Regions from separate parts of the Homo sapiens genome. Here region 2 is linked to region 1. A link is a contact called in ENCODE Hi-C or POLR2A ChIA-PET data. All regions are on one chromosome and are shown on one strand. The core of a region is the stretch at or near the end of the contact, and the rest is flanking DNA. Distances in the headings are between cores, read along the strand shown.

Region 1 (5,906 bases), core at 1,127-3,626:
GCCCCCGGGCGCACCTGGCTGGTCTTTGGGAACTCCTCACCCAGCGCCAAGGGGCAGAGACCCTGTTTTCTGCCGTGTTGAGCAGAAGGAATGTTTTTGCTTTCCTAAAGTTTGAGGAAGTGTTTGCAGAGTGCCTCTCTTCTAACCGAAAGAAGAAAAATAAAACCCCACGAGATTAAAAATAGTGTGAAAAAAATATCCTAAAGGGAAGACTCCGTGGGAGAAATGAGAACCCTGGGGAAAGCACTTTTCCAGATAGCTAACAAGCTTTCAATATGGAAATACAGTAAATGATGAAAAAGAGAAGCACAGTTTAAAATGTAGGAGCAATAAATAAAGCCGTATTTATAAAGTTTTTCTCAAAGTGTACGTGGGAAATGGCAATAAGCCACTACGCAGAACATAGGCAGGTTTTAAAATCAGAAATATGTGCCCAGCGCTCAGGCTTCGAAAGCCCCGTGCATTTTAGATCGCTAGTGGATAAAACACCCTCAAGTTTCTATCCGTAAAGCCTCGAAATTTTCTGCAGTATTTAGAAAATGAATTTAAATCTTAAAACCCTCTAATATTTTATTAGAAAAGATTGCAAAGTCCCCCGCACCGCTGTGTAACAGCTAGCAAACTCAATCTGCATGCGAATCTTAGCGAATGGGTAGTTCATCCCTTAATGATGCTGGCGTATGAAAGGCTCTAAAGCAGCTCTACCCACCCAGACCTCACTTTTAGACCCAGAGCCGTTATTTCTGACTTCAAGAAATGTCTTTCGAGCTCTCGGAGGGAAGACACAGAAAATAGAAAAGCATAATGGAAATGGGCACAAAGCTGAAGACAGCATCCTTCAAAGACACACGACACTTGGATCCCCCGCTGACGAACCGAGGGACCTACCTTTTGGATTAGGACGCAGCTGGCTTGGCGTTTCCAACCGGAGCAGCCCGGCAGCTGAGCCAAGTTCAGGGAGGACCAGCGGGCGGCTGTCTCTTAAATAGCCCCACCCGGCGGCGTCGGCCAGTCATGTATTTACCCAACGCTGACGCAGACTGGCAGTAACACGTGCTCAGAGGGCGGCCACTGGGGCGACAACCGGTTGAAGTGGCTCCTGGGAGAGAGGGGGAGGTGGTCTAGTGGGGTGGAGTTAATCCCTCCCACGCGCGGTGCCGGGTGTCCGCCCCCTCTGGGTCCGAGAAGCTTCCGCCCAACCCTTTCCAGGTGCCGCTCCCCTGCGCATTCCAGAGCAGTACTCTCCAAGGTGGGAAACCTAGGAGTTTGGAGTCTCCTCCGGGATGGAGAAGCTGCCGCTAGCTTAGTTCGCTTTGGGGACCGGAGGGGCTAGAAAGGAAACTGGGGGCGGGGGTGGGGGGTGGACACTGGGCAGGACTGAGCATCAGCAAGGCGTGATTCTGAAAGGGAGGGGGCGTCGGCCCCCTACCCCGGAGCGTCCGAGGCGCTGGTCTTCATACCTGTGTCGGCTCTTTCGAAGGAGAGAGGAGGAGTCGGGGTCTTCACTTTCTTCTCAGCCGCATTAAAAGCCCTCGCAGTTCTCCAGGTTTCCGAGGGCCAGTGTTCTGGGTCAGTGAAAGGGCTCTGGCCACAGCTGGCTCTTGGTGTCCTGGGCCTCTCTTGACGCAGCTGTAAAATGCGGATGACACCATCTGGTTTTGCTCAGAGGAATCCGGTTTGGGAAAGGGATGTGTTTTCTTCCCGGGCCAAGTTACCACCACCCGCGGCGCCCACTGTTCCCCGTTGTCGACAAGCGGCGCCAGCGAGGGTCCTGGGGAACTTGACCACCGCACCCCCGCAAGCTCGGGTAGACCACGGCATCCGCCCCTCGCACCTTTCCTGAGGGCCCACACACTCACACCCCCAGGACAGTACCTTCCAGAACTCAGCTGCGCAGCCTGGAGGTGAGGACCTCACCCCTAGTCAGTCACCCGTCCGGTGGAGGGAAGGGAGGCACCGAGGCTGCCGTGCGCCTTTCCCTGCACGCGGTTACTCTCCCGGCTCCGGAGCGGGCCGACCTGGAGCCCCTCAGTGCGCTCTGGTCGTCTACACCCTGAAACCCTTTGAGTTCGAGTCCGCTTGCTGGTGCTTGAGTTCGCCGCGTCCCTGCAAAGGCACTGCCAACCCCATTTCACAGACCGCAAACCGAGGCGCGAGGAAGAGCAGCGCCTTGCCAAGGCTCCACAACACGCCCCTCGCCCTCTCCGTGCACCGAGGCCGCCCAGCCTGGGACCTGGAGATCACCAGGCCTTGAACCTTGGGACCTCAACTCCTCTCCCTTTCTTTCCCCCACCCGTCTTAGATGCAAGGAGAAAGATTTAGAAGCGCTTATTTTAAAATCGGAATCCGTATTCCGCTCTGGAATTCCCTCTGGAATGGAGGGACTGTGGCAACGCCAGTGTGAGGGTGGAGTGGGCGAGGCGGGGTGGGGGGGTTGGGGGGGCGGCCCAGAGACGCCTCCGGTTGCTGCTCCACTTTCTAATCCTGAGAGGCAGCTGCGTTTCTGCAACCTATGGGCAACATGTTTGAAAGAGCTGAAGCTGATTAAATGCTTTCCAGTGGTTTCGCCACGAGCCTGCTAAGGTTTGTGTAGTTCAGTTGCGAAAAAGAGTCTTATTTGTGATTGTGGCAAGACATGTCTGGAAACATAAACTTGTTATCGAAATACCCCCAGAGCTTCTAATTCAGTAGGTCTGAGGAAGGGCCCAAGAATCCGAATTCCTTCCTTCCTTCCTTCCTTCCTTCCTTCCTTCCTTCCTTCCTTTCTTCCTCCTTCCCTCCTTCCCTCCCTCCCTCCCTTCCTTCCTCCCTCCCTCCCTCCCTTCCTCCCTCCTTCCCTCCCTCTCTCCCCTTCCCTCTTTCCCTCTCTCCCTTCCTTCCTTCCTTCCTTCCTTCCTTCCTTCCTTCCTTCCCTCCCTCCTTCCTTCCTTCCTTCCCCCCTCCCTCCCTCCGTCTCTCCTTCTCCCTCTTTCCCTCTTTCTCTCTCTCTTTCTTTCTTTCTTCTTTATTTCTTTCTTTCTTTCTTCATTTCCTTCCTTCCTTCCTTCCTTCCTTCCTTCCTTCCTTCCTTCCTTCCTTCCTTTCCTTGCCTTTCCTTCTTTGAGACAGAGTCTCACTCTGTCGCCCAGGCTGGAGTACAGTGGCATGATCTCGGCTCACTGCAACCTCTGCCTCCCAGGTTCAAACGATTCTCCTGCCTCAGCCTCCCCAGCGGCTGGGATTACAGGCATGTGCAGCCATGCCTGGCTAATTTTTATATTTTTAGTAGAGACAAGGGTTCACCATGTTGGCTAGGTTGGTCTCGAACTTCTGACCTCAGGTGATCTACCCACCTTGGCCTCCCAAAATGCTGGGACTACAGGCGTGAGCCACCACGCCCCACCAAGAATCTACATTTCTAACAAGTTCCCAGGCCATACTGAAAATGCTAGTCCGCCAAGCACACTTTGAGATCATTTCTATAGAAATTCCCTACCTTATACCAGTTACTCAACTCCTGGCCTTGATCCATTTAATTCATGTTTATTCAACACTTACTTTGTGCCAGGCCCCAGGGATTCAGTATGAACAAGAGCTGACAATACAATAGGGGAGCTGAAGCAAACAAGTGGACAAACACTTCTCAACAATTCTGATATTTGGGGACTATGGAGTGGAGATGGTAGGAGGTAATCTTGGAGAAATGTTTTGGTGAGGGGAGCTAGGTGGTAATATGGAAGATGCCCAAAAGGCAGAGGGACTGGAAGGGGAGGGCTGGATAGGAGGCCCTCGGGGATGGGCAAGCAGGAACAATCAAGGTAGATTTGTTTTAGAATAATAAGCCATTATGAAACCCATTAATTATTAGGAAACATAATAAACATTATGCAAGTCATAAGTGTTCATCAGAGAACATTCAGAAAACAAAAGTAGAGAAAAGAAGAAAAATTCCAGCCTCCCAGGGAACAACCTGTTGCTGCTCAGGAAACTGGTAGAGGGAACCGGACTTGGTGACTGAGACTGACCTTGAGTTTCCAGGCTGGGAGACAAGGGTGGGTGGTAGAGTATTATCCAAGACAGGGAATTCAGAAGGAAAAGCAGGCTTGGAGTGTGGCCGTGGTGGTAGTGGGCCAGTGGGGAGCGGGTAATGAGTCCAGTATGGGATTGGTTGATCGTTTGTGCATTGACAGTCTAGGAGGAGTTTGGGAGCCTTTGTCCTGAGCAGAGAGACACTGGAGGGGTGGACCCAGAGTCTGGCATGTGGGTGGTGGCTGCCAGCCTGGGAGTTATAGGGAGAGTTGAGGAAGGCAGCTAGCAATGGGTGGCAGGGTGCCTCTAGACAGACCGCTGAGGAGTGACAGCGTGAAGGAGTGGGTGGAGGAAAAAGAGCTGGTACAGAACCAGACAAGTGGGCCAAGGAGGCCAGCGTGGAAATGCCAGTGCAGAGCCAGAGGTGACAGGGACCATCAGAAGCTGAAGAAGGGCTTGTGCATGGGCCTTTCTCATTTACGATCAAGAGAGCTGCTTGCCTCTTTATTGTAAAATAAAGCAGTTGTAGCCGCTTGTCTCTCAGGAGTGGAAATTCTGAGCAGGAAATGTGTGATAGAAGAGCTGCTAGGAAAATAGAAAGACATAAGGGATCTGAACTCCTTGGCCATAGTCATGATTTTTCCTTCTTACAGGGTCAACAGGTACTAATTATTCTGACTATGGTTCCTAAGCAAGTTAGGCCTGGAGCCGACACTATTCCTGTAATCCAGATGCATATCCGCATTAAAGATAATCCATTTGTTCACTTAAAAAAATGGGCTTGATGTCTCCTGAGGCAGATGCCTTTGGTGCTCCTCACCACAGTTCCACGTTCTCCCTCTGGCTTCAGCTGCAGCCTAGCCAGGCTGGGCAGTTTTCAGCAGACAGCATTCCCACTTCAAGCTTTCAAAGCACCCCTCTTGGCTTATCTCCTTCAAAGTTCAGCCCTTGCAGAGGTTCAGCCTGTAAGTTTGGGTGTTATCTCCCCGAAAGACAATCTTCAGCCAGTGGGGAATGGGAACCCCAGTCTCTCTGTATGAACCCTTCTGGAAGCTTCTAAAGACTTCTCAACGGTCCTTTGCCTGTATCGGTGAACTTGATAACAGCTCTCTCTCTCTTTTTTTTTTCTCTCTCTCTCTCCCTCTCTCTCTTTAGACAGGGTCTTACTCCGTCACCCAGGCTGGAGTGCAGTGGTGCAAACCCGGCTTCCTGGCTTAAACAATCTTCCCACTTCAGCCTCCTGAGTAGCTGGGAACACAGGTGCACACCACCATACTCTGCTAATACTTTAATTTTTTGTAGAGACAGGGTCTCACCATGTTGCCTAGGCTTGTCTCAAATTCCTAGGCTCAAGTAATCCTCCCTTCTCAGTCTCCCAAAGTGTTGGGATTACAAGTGTGAGCCACCAAGCCCAGCTGATAACATCTCTTTAGTTGTTTTTTCCTCCTTCTTTGTCTTACTCTTCTCATTTCTTCCTCCTCTCCCAAATAAACGACATGTACTCAAGTCTGTCTAATTTTAGTATAACCCTATCAAAGACACCAACTGTCTTTCGGGCACTGTTGGGATTCAGTGGTGAGCAAGACAGACAAAATCCCTGTGCTTGTGATGCTTCCATTCTAGTGGAGGAGACAGACAATTTAAAAAATACACAGCAGGCATGGAAGGTGCACACATGTTTTCAAGAAAAGTAGAGTAGGGGGAGGGTCTGTGGAGGACTGGGCACCCGCATGAACGTATGCAAACCACTGCTGGGGGATGCCCTGTTAGGCTGTCTGCTGTGTAGACCTTGCTATGTATGTACATTATGGAGAAATGGTTTTGCTTTTCAGTCCAAATAGAGAAAAAGGAAGTTGTATGGGAGTTCGCACTGTTTGGAGATTGTTTTGTATTTCATC
Region 2 (5,488 bases), core at 2,734-5,233, 250 kb after region 1:
ACCTTGGTGAGAAATGTGCTCCAAGACAGGCAAGACAGACCAATGATGGGACACAAGGCAGGGTAGCCAGTACCCAGATTCCTCTTCCAGAAGCCACCTCTGAGATCTTCCTGGCCACTATTCCCCCTATACTTGAGGATGAAACAGCCACAAATCCCTTGAGACAGAGTGTCTTGAGCATTTCAGCCTGAGTAACCCTTATGGGAAGGAGAGAAAGCACATGACCCCAAAGAGGAACCACAGACAGTTTCCTTGAAGTCTCCTATCTTTTAACAGTTATACGAGTAACTGTATCATGCTCCATCACACAACTGTGTTACTTTCAATAAGTTTTAAATGACTTACCAGCTAATGTCTTTACCCCCATTGGCTGGTAAAGGTGCAAGATGGAGCTCGTGCTCACTGTGGCTTCCAGGGCAACAGCACTTAGGCAGGTGAGGTCTGGATGCTGGGGAAATCTAAAGGAGTCCTGGAGAGGGAGGCCTTCCCTGGACCTGGACGAGGTCAACCATGGTGCTAGCTGCTTCTGGGAGTGTTGGCCTGCAGGTGACCTGTGAGACAGAGGCTCCACCAGAGAGCCCTCAACAGGAATGAGAGAGCTGTTTGGGGTGGAAAGGACTTGGCTGTGCAGCTTCTTAGGCACTGAGTTGTTCAGCTTCAGCTTGGACCCCTCTCCCTCCGCAGCAATGGATTGCTGGCTGCCAGCTGGGATGCACATCCCAGTAAATGGAGCTGATTTACTTAAAACAATGGTCAAAGTACTAAGCACTTTGGTGCCTGCAGGCCAGGAGGGACCCCCTTAAAGGAAGGTCCCCCACCTATGTTCTTCCCACGGACCCACTTCAAGAATCTCTAAGTCGGCAGGGGAGGTGGTTGAGGCCCACGTAGCCTACAGAGAAACTGAGGCCCAGGGAGGTAAGGACCCTGTCCCAGGGTGGGAGGGACAAGCTGGAGGAGACACTGAGAATGTCTGATTCTGGAGTGGTCTTGCTGGACTCTCTTCTATGGCCCTGGTGGAAACTGACATTCTTCTCCCAGGCAGAGATGAGGAAACTGGTGTGGGGTTGCCGGGGCCAGCAACCACTTTTCTAAAGCCAAAGACGCAGAAGGTGCTGCCAGTCCAACGCTTCCTCCATGGAGGCCTTCACCCACCCACACCCATCTAAGAGTTCCCAAGACCTGTTTTTTCTGGCTATTCCTAGACAGCCATCACCCCCACTCACATGTCTTCCACAAGGTCAGTGACCCCAGTCACACTGGTCTGGCCCACCCCTGATCCCTGGCCAGGGTACAGGGAGGGGAAGAGGAGAAGCTTGGACTTTTCCATCCCTTCTCTTCACCTTCCAGAAGCAGGGGAGGCCTGGTGGGATCCTAGAGGGGCTCTCTTACTTCCTTAAACCTCCCCACCCTCAGTAGATCTGGTATAGCTTGAATTATTTAGAAACTAAAAAGGAGGCAGGTGAGGTCTGGGCAAGGAAGGCCAGAGTCCCCTCCCTAGCCTGGTGACCCAGGGGACTGAGCACAGAATCCTGGAATGACAGAAGCTGGAAAATACAGCTAGACTCCTGGATTCTTCCCAGGGCTGGCCCTGGGAACCAGAGGCCAGGATCCAACTCCACATAACAGAGTAGTAGCACGAGCTGGCCCCACTCATCAGGGAGATCAAGACAGGGACAGACTCTCAAACCAAGCTGGAGAGTGGCAGAGTCCAGAGGGCCAGCTCAGGCCTCTAAGGGGAGGCCCTCTTGCCGCCATCTGGAGTTGTGCCACCCGCAAAGAGACAAAGCAGTTACAGCTGCAGCACTAATGGGGGAGCCATCAAGAAGCTGTGGCAGGGTCCTCGGGGCCGACCCAGGTTTGGGGGCAATGGACAACAGGTTGGGGTCAGGTTCAGGTTTCAGTCTTGGGTTGGTATTGGGGTTCCATCTGGAACTTGGATCTCTTCCAGGGAGAGGGCAGGTGCAGTCCAGAGACTGGGCCTGGTGCTCCTGAGTCTATGGACGAGGCTGATGGGCCCTCCCTGTCTTTGTTCTCAGGGCGGCCAGGCGGCCAGGCTGCAGGAGGAGTGTGACTATGTGCAGATGATCGAGGTGCAGCACAAGCAGTGCCTGGAGGAGGCCCAGCTGGAGAATGAGACAATAGGTGAGGCCCCCATGGGCAGAGAGGGGCTGCATGCCCCCAGGGAGCCCAAGATTCCTCATGTCTCAAGCTGAGATCCAAGTCACGTTCGTTCCACATTTATTGGATGATGGTGAGGAGCGGCTGGGGAGCCAGATGGAAGAAGAAAGGGGCTAACAGGCTTCCACATTCCCACCCCAGGTCTGGGGAGCTCCCAGCCGCAGCTAAGGAGGACATACTAAATTGGGGTTCTGAAAAGTACATGGAGCCAACTCTGCCTCTGGGGGTCCCTATCCCTCTTCTCCAGGAAAAGTGAAGATCTCCATGGCGGCCAGCCCACCCAGGACACAAGGCCCAGGGTGCTATGTGGTGGGGGATCTGTGACCAATGAGGGCAGGCAGGTTCCAGGACCCCCTGGAGCTGGCATGGGAGAATTAGCCCCATAACACCACACTCCAGGATTAGAACATTGTACTGTTAGCATCTCCAGAGGAAGAAGAGGCACATTCAGTCACAATATGTGACCCCCACAGGGACCACATGGAAGCTCAAAGCCATCTTAGTGGTCCCGAGCAAGAAGGGGCACAAGTTTTGTCTGGAAAGATGTGGAATACTCACCACAGCCAATATTCAGCCTGGAAACTGAGGCCCACTCCTCCCTCTCAACCCCAGGCTCTGCCTCTGCTACATCCAGAGGACCGATAGTGACACCACACACACACACACACACACACACACACACATACACACACGCCCAGCCCCTAAGCATACACATACAGGCAAACACACTGGCCTCTCCATCCCAACCCACCCTTAGTGGCCAGATGAACCATCAGCTCATTATTCGGCTGATGAGACAAGTCAAGGTCAGCCCCAGGGGCTGAGCACATGAGGGCCCCAGCCACTCCTCCTCAGGGGGCTGGGAGAGCCCCACCTGGCAGTGTGAAGGGTAGTGCCCAGCTACCAAGACTGGACAGCAGGGCTATCAGGACAGATGACAGCACCCTCCTTTTGACTCAGCAGCCCCAGGTAAGAATGGATGGAATTCTTTGGTACCACTTGAACCAGACTTGGAGGGGTGAGCAGGTTTGGAGAAACAGAGAGTCTGGGAAGGTGGGAGGCACTGAGGCAGACTTCCCATGGGGAGTGGGGCATGGTTGGCAGGTTCAAGTCTTACTGCCAGGGACACCAGCCTGGCATGTCTGGGCTGGAGGCATGAGATGGCTGGGCCCGTTCTGGGCCTCCATCCCAGGCCATCTCCCCGCGGCTGAGCTTACAGTTATGTAACAGCCTTGCTCAGGAGCAGGGAGCATCTTTACGTCTTCCTGGCTCCCTAGTTCCCCTTCCACCTCTCTAAAGCTGACAGTTATGTAACCCCTTCTGGGTCCCTCTTCTTGGCCCTGGTGCCCAGGCTGTCTGCCTCCTGTTCTGTAAGTGAGTATGTGTAGCCTCACAGATGGGCTTTGCCTACCCTTGTCTCAAAGCAGGACAACCCCTTGACTCTAGGGCCCAGAGACTGAGGCATGGGTCACGGGGTGGCTGGGCCTGCCCACTACCTACAGGCCCCACCCCACTCCACCAGTGCAGGGAGCCAGGACCAGGTGCAGACAGGCTTTGGCAGGCCCCAGCGGTGGGATCATAGGCAGCCCCAAGAGGCCCAGACTCTAGACTCCACTGCGCACCTCCCACGCCTGGGGACAGGCCACCCTCGTGATTCCAATGAGGTCACTGCTGGCACAGCGTTCCCGTCGGGTGCCAACACCCTGTCACCAGCAGCCAGGCTGGGATGCAGAGAAGGGCCAGCATAGGTTGTGGCCATGGGTCTGCCCGTGACCTTCTGTAGGGCTCTGTGCGTGTTCATGCACATCTAGGTATGCGCTCCTGGCCCATGTCTGTCTGGAGCTGCGTCTGTGCCTCTGGGGTCTATAGCTCTGTGTCTGACTCTGAGTATCTTTGTGAGTCAGAAGTGTGTGTCTATTTAAGCTTGGGCACATGCCATCTCGACATGCCTAGATGTGTCTGCCCAGTGTGCTGTGTCTCTGTGTGTTGGCTTGTATGTCTATCAGTGTGAATGTCAGTGATACACCCAGACATGTCTGTCTCTCTGAATGTATGTCTCTGTGAGTTGTGTGTCTCTCTGTGCCCATTTGCTTGTGTCTGTGGTCTGTGTTCAGGTAAGTGTACATGTGTGCATGTTTGCATGTGTGCCTGGTGTTCTGTGTACTGGCATGTACATGTCAGTGTGTGTATCTCTGTGTGCACACAAGTCTACAAAATGACACAGCAGAGGCCCCACCTCATCTTGCCTCACCATCCCTTACCCCAAGCTCTGGGTTGGGCTTTCCTGCTGAGGGCACAGCCCCACCTGTGGGCACACACAGCCAGCCTGGGCCCTGTATTTCTGTAGGCCTGGTGACATGTGTGATGGGACCTATGGGGCCTCATTAGGGCAGGCACACAGGAAATACTCCCGTTGCCTAGCCCAGGACAACAGGCCATTCCAGGTACCAAGTATATTCATGGCTGTCACCCCGTCCCCTGCTTCCCTGACCATGTCCCTCATATTGGCCTCTCATCCTGCTCCCCTGCCCTGCTGGCTGCCCTACACCCCAGCACCAGTTCACAGCCCAGCCTTGGTTATGCTGAGATTCCTTGAGGCCAAGTGTGGCCTCCCAAGGGCAGGGCCTGGTTTCCTCTCTTCTGTCCCACTGCAGTGAAGCAGAGCTCAGGGCCAGAGACCCAGCCCCGGATTCACTCCCTGGCCTGTGCTGGCAGCCGGAGGTTTAGAGAGCCCAAAGTCTGGCAGGGACTCAGACACAATAGCCGGCCTACAAAACAGGGCGTGCCCAGTGCTGTCAGAGAGGGGTAAACAAAGTCCAGCAGCAGCAAAATTCCCAGAGAAATGACAGGCCTTCCAACCAAGAGGAGTGGGAATAGACTGTACCGCTTACCAGCAACATGACCTTGAGCTGGTTTTCTAATCAGTCTGTGCCTCCATTTCCTCATCTGTGAAATGGAAGCATTAAATAAGTTATTCATCCAAAGAGGTTAGAACAGTGCCTGGCACATGCAAATGTTATATGAATGTTTGCTGATATTCTTAACAGGGTCTTGAACCCCCAGCAGGGTTTGACTGACCTGAAGTGCCCCTACTCAGCTTTCAGAGAAGCTGGCCCAGAATGGAAGAGGGACTGACAGCCAACATGAGGCCACAAGAGCCCTCAAGACAGGTTGGGGGAAAAGTGGTCAGGGTCCATGACCAAGGAAGGCTGCAATCTCTGGCCAAGCCCTAGGGATCCAGGTGTCCTCCTCAGCCTTCAGCTATAGATGTGGCCTGACTGCTGCAGCCCCAGAAAGTGCCCCTTGCTGC

What was found. Hi-C counts contacts between places; a loop is a spot of excess contacts on that map. ChIA-PET counts read pairs that join two places held with the same protein, here RNA polymerase II (POLR2A). Pooled maps may share reads with other maps.
Region 2: a loop to region 1 is called in a map of endothelial cell of hepatic sinusoid, with 2.7 times the contacts of the local background. The contact joins the enhancer-like site here to the promoter of CCK in region 1. A Hi-C loop is called at or near these places in 2 of 168 maps with a recorded cell type or tissue (endothelial cell of hepatic sinusoid and pancreas) and 1 of 50 pooled maps. POLR2A ChIA-PET finds 5 or more read pairs at or near these places in 4 of 52 experiments (AG04449, HCT116, MCF 10A and 1 more).

What each region holds. Positions count from the first base shown.
Region 1 is chr3:42,263,809-42,269,714 of GRCh38, forward strand. CCK (cholecystokinin) reads right to left here and starts at 2,377. Exons shown (of 5, transcript NM_000729.6): 1 at 1,876-2,377; 2 at 1,461-1,629; 3 at 889-1,099.
Region 2 is chr3:42,511,713-42,517,200 of GRCh38, forward strand. VIPR1 (vasoactive intestinal peptide receptor 1) reads left to right here. Exons shown (of 13, transcript NM_004624.4): 2 at 2,037-2,142. Among named protein-coding and RNA genes, the nearest start is that of VIPR1, 12 kb to the left of the region's middle. Within about 2 kb of position 3,984, at least 12 of the 41 ENCODE cell types and tissues checked have a DNase peak (open chromatin) inside an H3K27ac peak, as active enhancers do.